2 separate regions of the Mus musculus genome follow, and region 2 is linked to region 1. A link is a loop called in an ENCODE intact Hi-C map of the cell type or tissue named here. Cell type or tissue: left cerebral cortex. All regions are shown on one strand. Links, peaks and the distances in the headings refer to the core of each region. The heading gives the core; the rest is flanking DNA.

What was found. Peaks named below come from ENCODE experiments on the same cell type or tissue, not always from the same donor. Only the 100,000 strongest peaks of a DNase experiment are listed, where the experiment ranks them.
Region 2: it touches region 1 in a loop (2.1-fold over the local background); 7 of 42 quality-filtered maps call a loop at or near these places.

Annotation. Positions count from the first base shown.
Region 1 is chr15:85,324,040-85,331,675 of GRCm38, forward strand. No RefSeq gene overlaps it. Among named protein-coding and RNA genes, the nearest start is that of Atxn10, 8.4 kb to the right of the region's middle. In left cerebral cortex, for the core only: a CTCF peak has its summit at 4,615 (motif pointing right); DNase peaks (open chromatin) are centred at 3,659 and 4,004.
Region 2 is chr15:85,484,684-85,492,319 of GRCm38, forward strand. No RefSeq gene overlaps it. Among named protein-coding and RNA genes, the nearest start is that of 7530416G11Rik, 15 kb to the right of the region's middle. In left cerebral cortex, for the core only: no CTCF peak of the experiment used is centred there; DNase peaks (open chromatin) are centred at 4,524 and 5,244.

The DNA of each region.
Region 1 (7,636 bases), core at 3,246-5,745:
TTGTTGTTTTTTGTTTTTTGTCTTTTGAGACAGGGTTTCTCTGTGTAGTCCTGGCTGTCCTGGAACTCACTTTGTAGACCAGGCTGGCCTCGAACTCAGAAATCTGCCTGCCTCTGCCTCCGGAGACCTGGGATTAAAGGCATGCGCCACCCACCCCCCACCCCCCACCCCCGGCGCCATTGTCTTTCTAAATTGTTCCAGAGTGAGGCTTTGATATAGCACATTCCATTCCCAACTTAAACTCACCTGCCCAGTGTGGCAGGTGAGATAATGTCACCCAAGTGTCCCTCACTCTAGATTCTATATCTGTGACTATGTCAGATTTAATATGTCAGATTGCAGGTGGAAAATCAAGGGTCTTCCCCAAGCTGGTCTTGAGATGGGAGCTGTCCTTGAATGACCCTGATGGACACAGAATTGACCACTGGGTCTTCCTAAGTAAAAGTGGGAGGCAGGAGAGTGTTCAAGTCAGAAAAGGAGATGTAACCATGGAAACTGAAGAACAGGAGGATAGCAGTATGAGAAGGCAGATCTTTAGCCCTGCCTTTCTGTCTCTGAAGTTACAAGAAGAAGCTAAGAGCCAAGCAGTTGTGAGTGGGCCCTGATCTGAAAAAAGCATAGACATGTGTTCTCTCACAGAGACCCCAGAAGGCATCAGCCTTGTAAACACTTTGATTCTAGTTCAGTGAAACTTATTTCAATCTTCTAAATTACAGAAGGGTAAGATACTAAATTCTCTGGTATTTATATTATGTGTGGTGAGTATGGGTGTTTCTTTCGTCTGCAGTTATACGTGTGCACCACATGTATTCCTGGGATCCCCAGAGGCCAGAAGATGTTACATTCCCTGGGACTGGGATTATAGACAGTTGAGAGCTGTGATGTGGGTGCTGGGAATTGCACGCCAGTCCTCTGGAAGGGCAGCAAATGCTCTTAACTGCTAACCCATCTTTCCAGACCCAAGGCACATATTTGAATCAACCCTGTTTGAGTTCTTTTTTTTTTTTTTTTTTTTTTTTTTTACAGTAGCTGTCATAAAATACTGCTCCAAAGGATCCTGGAGCCCAAGTGTGTTCTTTGTCTTCTTCTGATCTTAAGGGATTTCTACCTGTGTGGTCATATGTCACAAGAACTTAGGGACATGCCAGCAATGGTGGGTGATATGAATCTGGACCACTGACTTGTGCTGCGTGCTTTTGTTCTAGAGCTTCCTGGCACTGCACCCCAGAGGAAGTTCTTTCATCCCAAAATGAACACTGTTTCATCATAATGGTTCTGATGGCCACACAGACACTTGAGGTCCTGGCCAGGGGTTCAGTCTGTCTTTACAAGGGCCAGTAAAAAGCCAGGAGATTCTGTTTTCTTTAGATGTTTAATGACATGCTGTGTGTGTATGTGTGTGTGTACATTTTTTCATAATATTTTTGTTGATCATTTGGAAGTTCTACATTTTGAACTCTGAGTACGCTCACCTCCCAGTTCTCCCAGGTCCGCCCCCCACAGCCCTGTGACCCATGCACCCCCAAAAAACAAAGAGGATGAGGAAGAAGGGGGGGAGGAGGAGGAAGAGGAAGAAGAGGAAGAGGAAGAAGGAAAAGAAGGAGAAGGAGGAGGAGGAGAAGAAGAGGAAGAAAACAAAGCAAAATAAAACAAAACAACAAAAATCGAGTCTAATTTATGTTGCCCATATACTCACTGCAGCACTGTCAAACTCCTGGTGACCAGTCTCTCAATGAAAAACGGAGTCCTTCCCTCCCCCACCCCCCAGAACCCATCAACGGTGGAGAACTATATACTTAACAATTTATAAACAACGTAGCACAACTTCCATGAGTTCTCTTCTGTGGCCTGTTTTGTGGTGCACGCGCGGGCGTGCGTGTGTGCGTGTGTGCATGTGTGCGTGTGCATGTGCTTGTGTGTGTGTGTGTGTGTGCGCGCGCGCGCGTGTGCATGTGTGTGAGACAGGCTCTCATTATGCACCGTTGGCTGGGCTAGAACTTGGTATGTAGACGAAGCTGGCCTCAAACTCACAGAGATCTGCTTGCCTCTGCACCTCAAGCATTGGGATTAAAGCTGGGTGCCATCAGGTTTGACAAGGTTGGTAACTTTGGTAACGTTTAAGATGGACATGGTGACTTACTTAGAAGGCGAAGGTACGAAGATTAGGAGTTCAAGGCCACCTTGGGCTACAAGCGACCTTGTCTAGAGAAACAAAAAACAAAAACACATTTGTGATTTCTTTTTGTTTATTTATTTTTGCAGACCATCTCTTTTTGTTCAATTCCTGTTTCTGCTCCCAACTCTAGGAAAATACAGAATTTTTTTTCTTTTTTGCCTGTATTTCTTTCCTTTTCTGGAGATTTCATAGAAACAGTCTTTGCTATGATGTCTTTCCCTTACCACAATGTTTTCGAGGTCCATCGCCATTGTATGTATTCTCACTAGCATTGTTTAGAAGTCTAACTTCTAGTTCTGAGTCGTCTCCAGAGGTGCCCCGGGTTGCTGCACCTCCCTGCTATCTTTGTCTGGATTGGTGGGTTCTCAGTACACACACAGCTCAATCCTCAGCCCGAGATCACATAGTTTCTTGGTGGCCTCTGGAGTCTCCCGGAGTCTTGGCCAGCTTAGCTCTTAGCTTGGGAAGTTCCAGCTACACAGGTTTGCTACCTGTGACCCTGGACTCTTTGACTCATGAGTTTGTCTCACTGTCTTTGGTGACAGCATTCTTCCTACGTGAGTCCAGACAGAAATCTGCCTCTCAGATGTCTGCTTACTTGGGGATTCTGGCTAGGGGTGTCTGTTAGTCAGTGCCTGGAAGCGGTTTACAGCAAAGACGCAGGTCTGTTTGTAATACACTAGGGCCAGATACACTTTGTTGCTGTTTTTTTTTCACTACCTATTATTTTTTTATTGTTTTTTACTTATTTTTTTAGTGTAAAATAAGGTTTATTTAGGGCATGGAAAAGGGAGTTGTTTAGAAGGGAGTAGAGACAGAGAAAGACACAGGGGGAGAGGGCAGGGGAGGGGAGGAGAGGCTGGCCAGGAACTCCTGGAGAGAGAGGGGGGAGGGGAAGGAGAGTGAGGGAGAAAGAGATCAGGGAGAGAAGAGAGTCAGAGAGAAGGGGCAGAGAGCGCTCACTAACTATTATTTATGTAAAATCAGGTTTTCATTTTTAAAAAGAATTATGTATTGTCTCATGTATATGAGTACACTGTAGCTGTCTTCAGACACACCAGAAGAAGGCATGGGATGGTGATAAGTCACCACCATGTGGTTGCTGGGAATTGAACTCAGGGCCTCTGGAAGAGGAGCCAGTGCTCTTAATCACGGAGTCAACTCTCTAGTCCCAGGTTCTCCTTTGTAAAGTGCACGGCTTGGTAGATTTTCTGCTAACGGCTATCACAATCATGGCAGACCAGTTGTGATTCTAAAACGCTGCCCTTCTTACTGTTTTGGGGCAGTCTTTCTATGCAATGCAGGCTGGCCTTGAACCCACAGTGCCCTCCTACCTCAGACTCCCAAGTGCTGAGGGCTTTGCCCTTCACATTCCAGCCTCTCTCTGGTTCCATCCTCGTCTGTAACGTCACTATAACTTCACACCATGAACTGAGTTGTGTGGGATTTACACGGCTTGCATCTTCACACAGTGAAATCCCACAGCACACTCTCCCTTCCTGTCTGCGCCATTTGATTCCCCATAATTGATTTCGGGATTCGCTCACATTGTTATGTTGACATTTTGTTTCTCTTTATCCCTGAGCAGCCTCCTGCTGCATGGACATACTGCCATTTGTTTGTCCATACATCCCCGGGTCCCTTCCTGTGATGCTAATGGTTTGCTGTCCTCGCAGGGCTTCAGTTGGCTACTTCCTCCTCCAGCCGGGATGGTCTTCACGCCTCCCTGTTTCCTGTCGCGTGGGTCTGTTGGTGGTTATTTATGGTTTACAGCACATGGGAGATCTCAGTGCGATATTTTGGTTTCTAGTATTTCTGCCTTAAATGCAGCCTACTTGAATTGTCACTCCCTTAAAAAAGAACCTGTGTGTTTCCTGTGGCTTATCAGGTTGTCTTTGTCGTGCTCTGCAGTTTCATTCTGATGTGTCTATAAATATGTCTCGTCTCACTTTGCCCGGTTCTGCTCAGTACTCGCTGGAGCTGTGGTTTAGATCTAAGTACTGCTTCTAGGCTTGGCTCTTAGCTCTCTTAATTCTACCTGGCACATTCTTACTGTGCTATCTATTCTCCCTCTCCCTCTCCCTCTCCCTCTCCCTCTCCTCCCTCTCCCTCTCCCTCTCCCTCTCCCTCTCCCTCTCCCTCTCCCTCTCCCTCTCCCTCTCCCTCTCCCTCTCCCTCTCCCTCTCCCTCTCCCTCTCCCTCTCCCTCTCCCTCTCCCTCTCCCTCTCCCTCTCCCTCTCCCTCTCCCTCTCCCTCTCCCTCTCCCTCTCCCTCTCCCTCTCCCTCTCCCTCTCCCTCTCCCTCTCCCTCTCCCTCTCCCTCTCCCTCTCCCTCTCCCATCTCCCAGAATTTCTGTTTTGGTTTTTACAGATTTTAATTTAATTGTATTAGTTTATGCCTGTATGTCACGTGTGCAATACCTCTAGTGGCCAGAAGAGGGCATCAGTTCCACTGGGACTGGAGTAACAGATGGTTGTAAACAGCCTGTGGGTGCTGGGAGCAACCATTGGAAGAGCAGCCAGTTCTCTTAACTGCTGGGTCATCGTTCCAATACATTTCTTTCTTTCTCTCTCTCTCTCTCTCTCTCTCTCTCTCTCTCTCTCTCTCTCTCTAAAAAGTTTATTATTTATTCAGTTTTTATTTATGTGTATGTACTCAGAGTAAATTAGCTGGTTGATGGACCCAAAGAAACTATCCAGCAAGAAGAAACAAAGCTATTTAAAGGACGGAGAGCTAAGTAGAGTCTATTTCACGGCAGTGGTGGCGCACGCCTTGAATCCCAGCACACGGGAGGCAGAGGCAGGCGGATTTCTGAGTTCGAGGCCGGCCTGGTCTACAGAGTGAGTTCCAGGATAGCTAGGGCTATACAGAGAAACAAACAAACAAACAAACAAAAAGAAAAAAGAAATATAGAAAGAAAAAAAGAAAACAAAACTACTTAGAACATTATTTGCATGGCTGTGCTTAGCTTTCCTACATAGCCCTGGATTTCCCTCCCACAGTCGGCTGGGCCCCTTCATACCAATCAGCAATCAAGACCTTGACCCTCAGACATGTGCGTAGCCCATGTGACCTGGCCTCAGTCAAGCTTCTCTCTCAAGGCTGTGTGGAGCTGGCAAAGCTAACTAGGATATAAAGAGCTAGCAGACAGGCATCTGGTGGCCAGAGGACTTCCTGATGGCACATGGGTCTCATGTCGATACACAATGGAAACTCCAGTAAGAAGAGTTAATGAAGATGTCACAGCGTTGTCATCCTGACACACCGGGGAAGAGAGAACCTCAGCCTCTATCAGAGTGGCCCGTGGGCATGTCTGTGGTGCGTTTTCTCAATTGTTGATTGATCTAGGAGGGCTTGGTATTCCGTGGGTGATACCATTGCTATGCACGTGTGCCTAGGCTATATAAGAAAGCTAGCTGGGCAAGCTGGAGAGAGCAAGCCAGGGAAAGCAAGCTAGGAAGCATCGCTCATCTATGGTCTCTGCTTCAGCTTCTTCCTCCAGGTGTCTTCCTTGATGTCTCTCCATGACAGTCCTTTCTCCCCAGGTTGCCTCTGGTCATGGTGCTCATCATAGCAACAGAAAACAAAGTCTGGGTGAGGTGGTGTGTCAGATACAGGAGCCGGGGTTTTCTTTATTTTATTTTAGGCATCTTCTATTCTTTCCAGTGGTCACTTACTGCCTCTCTCCTTTCCTCCCTAAAACCATGTGCATCTGGTCCAAGTCTATTTGCCGTATACCTCCTTCTCCTTCACCTCCGATTTCCTTCCTTCCTTCCTTCCTTCCTTCCTTCCTTCCTTCCTTCCTTCTCTCTCTCTCTCTCTCTCTCTCTCTCTCTCTCTCTCTCTCTCCATTCCTTATTGTTTTTCTTGGTTACTCTAGCGCTTGAGTCTCCTTTTCTTGTGCAGTGGGCTCACAATACAAATGTAGGTCACAAGTTTCATCTCAGTGTGGCGCCTTGCTCATTTGGTTTGTCACAGGCAAACAGTTACACAACGGTAAGAGATGACATTGAACCGAGTGAAATATTAACTTGCTCACATCTGTTCAGTCAAGGTTGTGTTCCTCCATCGATTCTGGGTAATCAATACCACACGCTGTCTGGCAGACTTAACTTTCTTTTGTTCTTCTTACACACACACACACACACACACACACACACACACACATATTTCTGTCATTTTGCCTTCTAAATGATTTTTTCTTTTACTTGCTCCCTTCCCTTCTTCCCCTGTTCCTGAACTCTTTCATTGACTGTGTTCCTTTGGAGTGTGTAACATTTTCTTTTCCTTTTGGGAAATATTATGTATTATAAAATATTCTCTAGTCATCAATATTTATTGACCCAGCACCATACATTGGGCCTTTTTCTAGGTGCTGGGCTGGTGACACAAAGTTAGAAACAGGCATCTCTAACCGTTTGCAGCTTTTTTTTCTAGCAGTAAACATCATAGAGAAGTAATAATAATAATAGTAATAATAATAAACTGGTATGTAAACTCTGCACTGCAGAACGTGTTGGGTGCTAAGCGGAATAGGGTTTGTGACACAAGTTAGAGTTCCCCTGGATAGGGAACCTTGGTTTTTTTGGTTTTTTTTTGGTTTTTTTTTTGGTTTTGTCAAGACAGGGTTTCTCTGTGTATCCCTGGCTGTCCTGGAACTCACTTTGTAGACCAGGCTGTCCTCGAACTCAGAGATCCGCCTGCCTCTGCCTCCCAAGTGCTGGGATTAAAGGCGTGCGCCACCAAGCCCGGCTGGATAGGGAACCTTAATTGAGAAATTGCCTCCATTGGATTGGCCCGTCAGTAAGTCTATGGGGGTCTTTTCTTGATTAATGATTGACATGGGAGGGGCCAGTCCACTGTGGGCGGGGCTGTCTCTAAGCAGGTGATCGAAGGTTGTACAAGAAAGCAAGGTGAGAAAGCCTTGAAAAGTAGACCAGGAAGCAATGTTCCTCTGTGGTCTTTGCTTCAGTTCCTGCCTCGGGCTTCCCCCATGGTGAACTCTAACCTGCAAGCCAAATAACCGCTCTCCTCCTCAAGTCGCGCTTAGTCATAGAATAGGTAGGTGTACAGAGAAGATTCCTTGGCCTCCGGGTTGGGTGAAGTATTATAGTTCTAAGCAAACTGATGGAGAAGCTCATTACATCACATGAGCTGGGTCTGTTGACAGCCCCTGCAAACCCAGCTGCTTGGGAGGCAGAGGCAGATTGCTCAAGCATGGTAGTTTAAGACTAGGTGTACAATATGGGAGCTAGACATTCTTCAAAGAAATCAGAGGCAGGGCCGGGTAGGTAGTTTAGTGGCAGAACACTTTTAGGGAGTACAAGGCCCTATGTTTAAATGTCAGTAACATGGACACGCAGGAAGTGGCAGTGTACCGTTTGAGACTGGAGAGATGGCTCAGTGGTGCTGCTCTTTCAGAGTACTGGCTTCTGTCCCCAGCACCCACATGGTGGCTCA
Region 2 (7,636 bases), core at 3,295-5,794, 160 kb after region 1:
GGGTGCACCCCATGAGAAAGTGATCTTCAAAACCAAATGGGCACAGATGTCTGAATTAGCCAACAGCTACACTGAAAGTGTTTGTCACAACTGTGTTCCACTAGTTCTGATAACAGATATAGAGGACTAAAGATTATCAAATTCTAGTGGAGACTGTGACACATGAGCCTTTATGTACACTATGGGGTCAGCAGAAACTAGTCTTACAGAGAAAAGAAACTGAAGTCACAATGGTGGACACAATGGTAGAGAACCAGGAGCCTGCAAGGGGCTGGGGAGATAGCTTGGCTACAAACTGTTTGGTGTACAAGTGTAAGGACCCAACCTGGAAACGCATAACACACACACACAAAACTGGACTTGGCCCTGTACACTTGAAGCCAAGCTTCGGGGAAGCAATGACAGGAGGATGCCTGAGGCTCTATGAGCAGCAATCTAGATTACTTGATGAGTCTTAAGCCAATGAGAGACCCTATCTCAAAAAAAAAAAAAAAAGGAAAATAAAAGAAAGAAAAAGAAAAAGAAAAGGAAGAAAGAAAAGAAAAAAGACAGACAGTCAGATGGAAGGAAGGATGGACAGACAGACAGAAGGAAGAGGAAGAGAAAGAAAACTGAAGAAGAAAAAGAAAACATTGTTAGGCATAGTATCCACACCTTTAATCCCAGCATTCAGAGGCAGGAGAATCTCTGTGGGTTCAAGGGCAGCCTGGTCTACATAGTGAGTTCCAAGCCAGCCAGGACTATGTAATGAGACCCTGTCTCACAAATAAGACAAAGTAGACAGTGCCTGAGGAGAAACATTTCTGACCTCCACATTTATACAAACACACATATACAAAAGAAAAGTTTGAAAAAATTATGTATACACACACACACACACACACATATATATATATATATATATATATTTATATATGCAAAACCCACAGATCCAAGAACTAGGAAAACTCCAAACACAACAGGCATGAAGAAAACTCAGAGGAACACCATGATCACATTTTTGTAATGATAAAGAGAAAACCTTCCAAGTAAACAATTTATAAACTATGAAATATATGTCACATACAGCAGAAGAGACCATGCTAGCAGATTTCTTATTGGAAATAATAAGATATAATCTAATAATCTAATCCCAGCACTCTGGAGTCAGAGGCAGGCAGATCTCTGTGAGCTCAAGGCCAGCCTGATCTACATATGAAGTTCCATGCCGGTGGGGTTAACAGAGACCCTGTCTGGAAGGGAATCAGGAGGAGGAGGAGGAAGAAGAAAAAGAGGAGCAGGAGGAGAAACAGGAGGAATTGTCAGTCAGGACATACAATCTTAAATATCTTCAAATTTCACAAACTAAAACTCAGAACTGAAGGAAGAAATGTGTCACACCCATGACAGAAACATCAGTGTCCTTTCTCAACAACTGACAGAATATACAGAGAATCAGCGAGGATACAGAAGATTTGAAGAACATTAACAGCCAAATTGACTTAGTTGTAATTTATTTAATACCCTGCTCAAAAACAATAGAAGCACTTTTGAGTGAACGCTGAATATTTACCAAGATCAAATGAGTTGTTCAAAATGTGTTCTCTAGCCATAGGAAAACCCAAAGCTCAGGATAGTTCTCAAATGTTTGAAAACTATACATAGCTTCATGAGTCAAATAAGAAACCAAAAAAAAAAAAAAAAGTCAGGATTTTAAACTTGTTGAGAGAAAATACAATATGCCGGAATTTATGAGGTAGTGCGAGGCAGGGCTTGGCTCAGCTTCAGCTGCAGGCAGTGCTGACACTGGGAAAGAATCTGGTTTATAAGTATATTCCAGAGCCTGGGGCAGTAGGATTGTTCTTGGTTAAAGGGGCTGGCCTGGGTTAAATAGTGAGTTCTAGACCAGCCTAGGTTACAGTGAGACCCCCGCCTCAAACAATCAAGAGAAAGGAAGAGAAAAAAAATAGCAAATAATTGACCTCAGTTTTAGCTTTAGAAACTAAAACCTGGAAAACAGTGAAAGTTGTGAGTCCACAGATCTGAGAACTGAAATCTCAGTAATCCAAATCATAAAGATGAAGGTGAAAACTTAGTAAAATATAAAAGAAAAATGACAGAGGAAGAGAATGAAAGCCATGCCGGCTCTTTAGGAAGTAAAACAGAACACTAGCTGGACTGCTCTATTAGCAAAGAAAGAGAACACGCTCATTCTAACACCAGAGATGAGAAAGGAGACACCAGTACAGGTCATACAGAACCCAAAAGACAAGGGAATCATATACCTATATAAGGTTGACAACTTTAATGAAACAAACCTCTAAATTCACTTGAGAAGAAATAAAGTAAACTGACTATATCTATAATTTGAAAAATAAAAATTACATAAAACTTCAGGCCTTTCATTAGTGAATTCTATGGCACACTTGAAAGAATTCTACATGAGTCCTTAAAAAAAAAAAAGAAAGAAAACTTAGTTCTTAGCTTATTCCATGACACAAAATCATGAGCAGTTGGGGCTCATGAACAGGAAGACTACACTGCAAGGACCAGGTGTGTGTTAGAACATGCTCGGTTGTTGATTTGGATGCTCCCCCTCCCCTGACGCCCCCCCTCCCCTGACCCCCCCCCCAGACCCCCCCATGGGAAGTTCTGGTTCTTCAGATCTCCAGAATAGACCTGGCTAACAGGAGACAAGGTAGGAACCGTTGTATGAGCTTTGTACAGATTTGTACATTTGCATAATAGGCCTTTTCTGCTTTGAGTGTAGCATTTTACCTGTAACCTTTATTACATTGTAAATTAAATGTAACTTTTGTCAAAAAAAATAAAGTAAAGAACAATTTCTCTCAAGAACATAAATAAAAAGTTCTAAAGGAACTTAAATTGGATTAAACACTGTGGAAAAGAAAAAAAAGATACTCTATCATGACCATATGGGATTTATCCCCATAATGCAAGGTTGGTTTTCCATTAGAAAATTAATCATGTAATTTTCCATATGTATGAACCTAAAATGTACGACCATCTCAAGAGTCACAGAAAGTCATCTGACAAAACCCCACATCCATTTCTTATAAACAGCCACGAAAGTAGAGCTATAGAGGGGACTTCCTCAACCGAGAGGGAGCCTATACCCTATGGCTAACTTCACAATTAATAGAAAAGACTGGATATATTTCCCCAAAGACTAGGGACTAGAGAAGGACAGCCATGCTTACCACTGCAGTCCACCATCATCTCGGAGCTTCTAGGCAGGCAAGAATGAAAAGAGAAAGTAATCCAGACAGAAAAGAAGGGAAATGTTCATTACTTACAGATGACATAATCGCTCTGTAGAAAGACCAATAAAGCTGAAAGAGACCCACTAGAACTAACCACAGGATTGAACAAGTTTGAACAAGGTTGAGAGACCGTAGTATTGGTTTGAGGATAGATGAATAGATTGCTGAGAAAGACAGACTCAAAACAGAACTGCACACACGTGGTCAGCTTGATTTTCACAAAGACAGTTTAGACTGCAGTGTGGCAACTCTCTAACAAATGGTATTAGAGTATTCAAATATTTGCACACAAAATGCTAAAGAGTAGACTTCAATTTATACTTGGCTCCATGGCCAAAAAAATAACTCACAATGAACTCAGAACCTAAAACTACTGAGGTTTCTGATTTACAGTTTAAATGGTTTCTTAGGTGTTTGTGCCTTGTTTTGTTTTATAGGGCTCTGTGTGTGTGTGTGTGTGTGTGTGTGTGTGTGTGTGTGTGTGTGTGTGCGTGCACCCAAAAAGGCCAGAAGAGGGTGTTGGATCCCCCTTGGAACTGGAGTTCCTGGATGTTGGAAACTGAACTCTGGTCGCAAGAGCAGTAAGCCCATTTAACCACTGAGCTCTCTCTCCGGCCTCCAATTGCTTAGTTTTGACACCAAGAGCAAGATTTAGGAAGGAGTAAACTAACAAACTTGACCCCCATCAAAATAAACATGTCCAGTGCTTGAAAGACATTGTTACGAGCTGGAGAAGACAGACCACTGTGGCAGAACCTTATTTTGAGTGTACATCTGGTGATGTCGGATAAATAAACTATATACAGAATCCAGCTTTTAAAATAAATCATTTGAGTAACATTTCACAAAAGAAAATACTCAAAGAGCCAATGAGCATATAGAAAGACTAGTCAATAGCATTAGGTCATTATGGTAAGAAACTCACAGTGGTACCTGCCTGTTTATTAACAGCTCCGCTTAGAAAAGCTGACAAATGCCAAGGGTGTCGGGGTGTGGGGGGACTGGAACTCACTGCCACCGGTGAGAACAAATGTCAAGTACTAAGGACATGTGGAAATCAGCTTGGAAGGGGTTTTAAAAGTTAAACATATACTGGCCATATGATGCAGGCATTCTAGCCTCGTATTTACCCAAGAGAAACAGCACCAGCTGTCCCTACGGAGACTGGGACATGAATATTCATACCAGCTTTATGGGTAACTAAATACTGAAATACCCTTAATGACTAAGAACCTGAACGTCTATCTCCCATGTAAGGGGGAAGGTAAATGGCAGTGTGGTCACCCGATACACACGCTGTGGCATAGCTTCAGGATTGCTCATGGCCCGAAAGCTACACAAAACACGCAGTGTGGCGCACACCAGACGCTGCGATGTAAATGCAAGACACACACTACGGTGTTGTCATGGAGTAGGAACACCGTGAGTCCCACTGGACAGTATGGCTACACTGCAGGCTGGAGAAATGGCTCCGTAGGGAAGAGTGGTTGCGCTATGAGGACCTGAGGTCAGATCCCAGAAGCCACATAGAAAGATGGACCAGGCTTCATACGGACCTGTAACCCCAGTGGTGTGAGCAACAGAGACTGAAGGATCCTTGGGTTTTGACGGACTGCAGCCTGGCTCCAGATTCAGTGAGAAACCCTGTCTCAAAGGAATAAGGCAGAGAGAGATAAAGCAGGGTACAGCATCCTCCTCTGACCTGTTAGCATGACTTCTGTTAGCATGCATGCCTTTACACAGCTGTGCACATACATCACACTAAGAGGGTGGGGGCTTAGGAGGAGAAGGAGTGAAAAGATTCCCAATACACTCTGGGACATGATCCTAGGTGGAGAAACTGGGATTTACCTAAAATCTAGGAAGTACATGCTCTTGTGTGGCAGAAAGCAGGTAGAGATGGTTGCTCAGAGACAGTGTGGGGGTGGGAACGCAGAAGTGGGGGTTGTCACAAAGGGTCCCTGTGGGAAGATGAGCTGCTCATTATCCCGAGTTAGTTGTGGTGCCTTCACAGATGCATACGTGTCAAAACTTATCAAACGGTACCCCTTAAATATGCACGGCTAATTGCTTGGCGATTGTACTTAAATTAAGCTGCTTTTAAAGACAAGCAAGAGGAGCGATCCAGAAGTGAGGACCCCCCCTTCTTGCCCAGGCTTTGCACAGCCTGGACAAAGGACTGGGGTGGGGTTGATCCTTAAGAAATGACTGCTGTTCCAGGTCTGTTTTCCCTGTCTACAGAGTCACTCGGGTCCATGAGCCCTTAACTGAGCCCTGGCTAAGGGAGTCTCCCTAAGCCTGGTGACATGTTAGGATCTTGCCTCCGTGGGATCATCTGGGGCTTGGACAGGAGCTTCTTACAGCTCCGGGAGTGTGCTCAGGAGCTGTGCTGCAGATGCCTGGCTGCTACTGCATGGGAAGGGGACCCTGAGATGGTCACAGGCACAGTGTGTGGCAGATCCCAAAACCTTCCACTGTGTCTGGATAAACAGGCAGTGTCCTGGGCAGGCTCTGGGGGGTCAGGCTCAGGCACCTAGGGCACATGGTGATAAGGACTGACATCAAAGGCCTCACAAATGAGTCCATGAGGGCACTGGTAATGAGCAAGGTATGGCCTGGACTAGAATATCTGCTCTCAAGCTCCCCAGCTTCCCTGAGTGGGTGATGGTCCCCATTCACCCACTATCAGGAGCATTGAGGTCCCTAGTGACACACATTGTGCACACTACACATCATGGACTGAGCCTCTGGGAAGAGCTGCAGAGAAAGAGAGAGAGAGACAGAGAGAGAGAGAGAGAGACAGAGAGACAGAGACAGAGAGAGACAGAGAGAGACAGAGACAGAGAGACAGAGAGACAGAGACAGAGATAGAGAGAAGATGCTGATGTCACTGGTGAAAACACACGAGGCTTCAGAAGCCCAGAAGTGGGATGACTTCAGACAGCGACAGATCAGAAGGAGAGAGTGCATGGTGACAAGCTGAATGTGACAGCGACTAGGAGCCCCAAGGTAACCAGGCTGCTCCCTTGCAGTGTGGGCATGCTGTGTGTGTTTTCTGTTGGTGATAGCCTCATGATCACACGCACACACACACACACACACACTCAGATGGTGGAGGAAGTTGTCATCATGGCTTTCTTAACAAAGACTGTGGTTCCAATGGGCAGTCCACTAAAGCCCATGTGTTGATAACCAACCCTTTCACCAAGCAGATCATTCATGGCTTTGCCATTTTGCCAGTAGATACCCCACAGTGAAGCTTTAAAGGGAAAAAAAAATCCTTCGAGCCCACCAGAGATCAAATCAGAGAAACCAGGATGCTGTGCTGATATAGGCCTGTCCCTGCATTGTCACTAACTCCCTGAAAGCAACAGCTGTGTGGGAGAGCAGGCATAGACCTTCCAGGTAGGAAAGGACACTAGAGTTCCACCCAGCAGGCCAGGCAGCAGAGGTGACTTTTGTGACCACTTGGTCCTGTGGTATGTTTTTAATCCTTAAAGGACTCATCTATGGACTGGGAAGATAGGCTTTTCTGTGAGCATTCCTGAAATAGGGGCTCTGCCCTCAGCCTGCCAAACCCCCAGAAAACCAGCTCTCCTGCAAGGCTCCCCAATTCTGAAGATACTCAGCTCTCTGGTTCTTCCTTAGGGAAAGGGGAAAAAAAGTACCCAGAAGCTGGTGGGGATGGACCAGGGCTGCTGTCTGACCACCTCATGGAGGTGTCAGGGGACACGGTGGGGGAGAGCAAATACGCCTCTTTTCTCATACCTGCCGGATCCACATAGAATGGGAGCTGAGGCTATAAAGAGGCTCTGCCCGATAGCTGCCCTGTTCCCTGGCCCCACCCCACCCACCCACCCCCAACCAGGGAGAGGCATTTGAAGGGAAGGGACAGAGTGTGGGTGGCAGACTGTGTCCTTTGGCGGCAGAGCTGGAGCAGGGGTCACTGCAGCTGCAGGACAAGGCTCCAGTGACACGTAAAGGATGCTTGGCTCTGTGCACAGCCTGACCTGGTCCTGACCACCCAGAGCAGAGGCACTCAGAGTGACTGTCTCACTGGGACCATCAAACCTTCTGCTGCTTTATCATAAGCACAGAGCCTGCTCTGATCAGGAAGATGCCTGAAGGCTTGGGACCCCCTTCCCCATATGCTCCCGTTTACTGAGGGCCCCGACTGGTCCCACAGAGTGGGACCCATGAGATCCTATATCTCCTATGTTTTGAAAAAGAATAGTAAGGAAAGTAGAGAAAGATGGGCTGGTCTAAGTGGCCAGCCAGTGCACGCCTGTGCAGCTCTGCTGACCTGTCCCTGCATCTGCTGGCCCTGGGGTTTGGGGCTGGCAAGAGGCAGCAGGTAGTCATCTTAGAGAGGG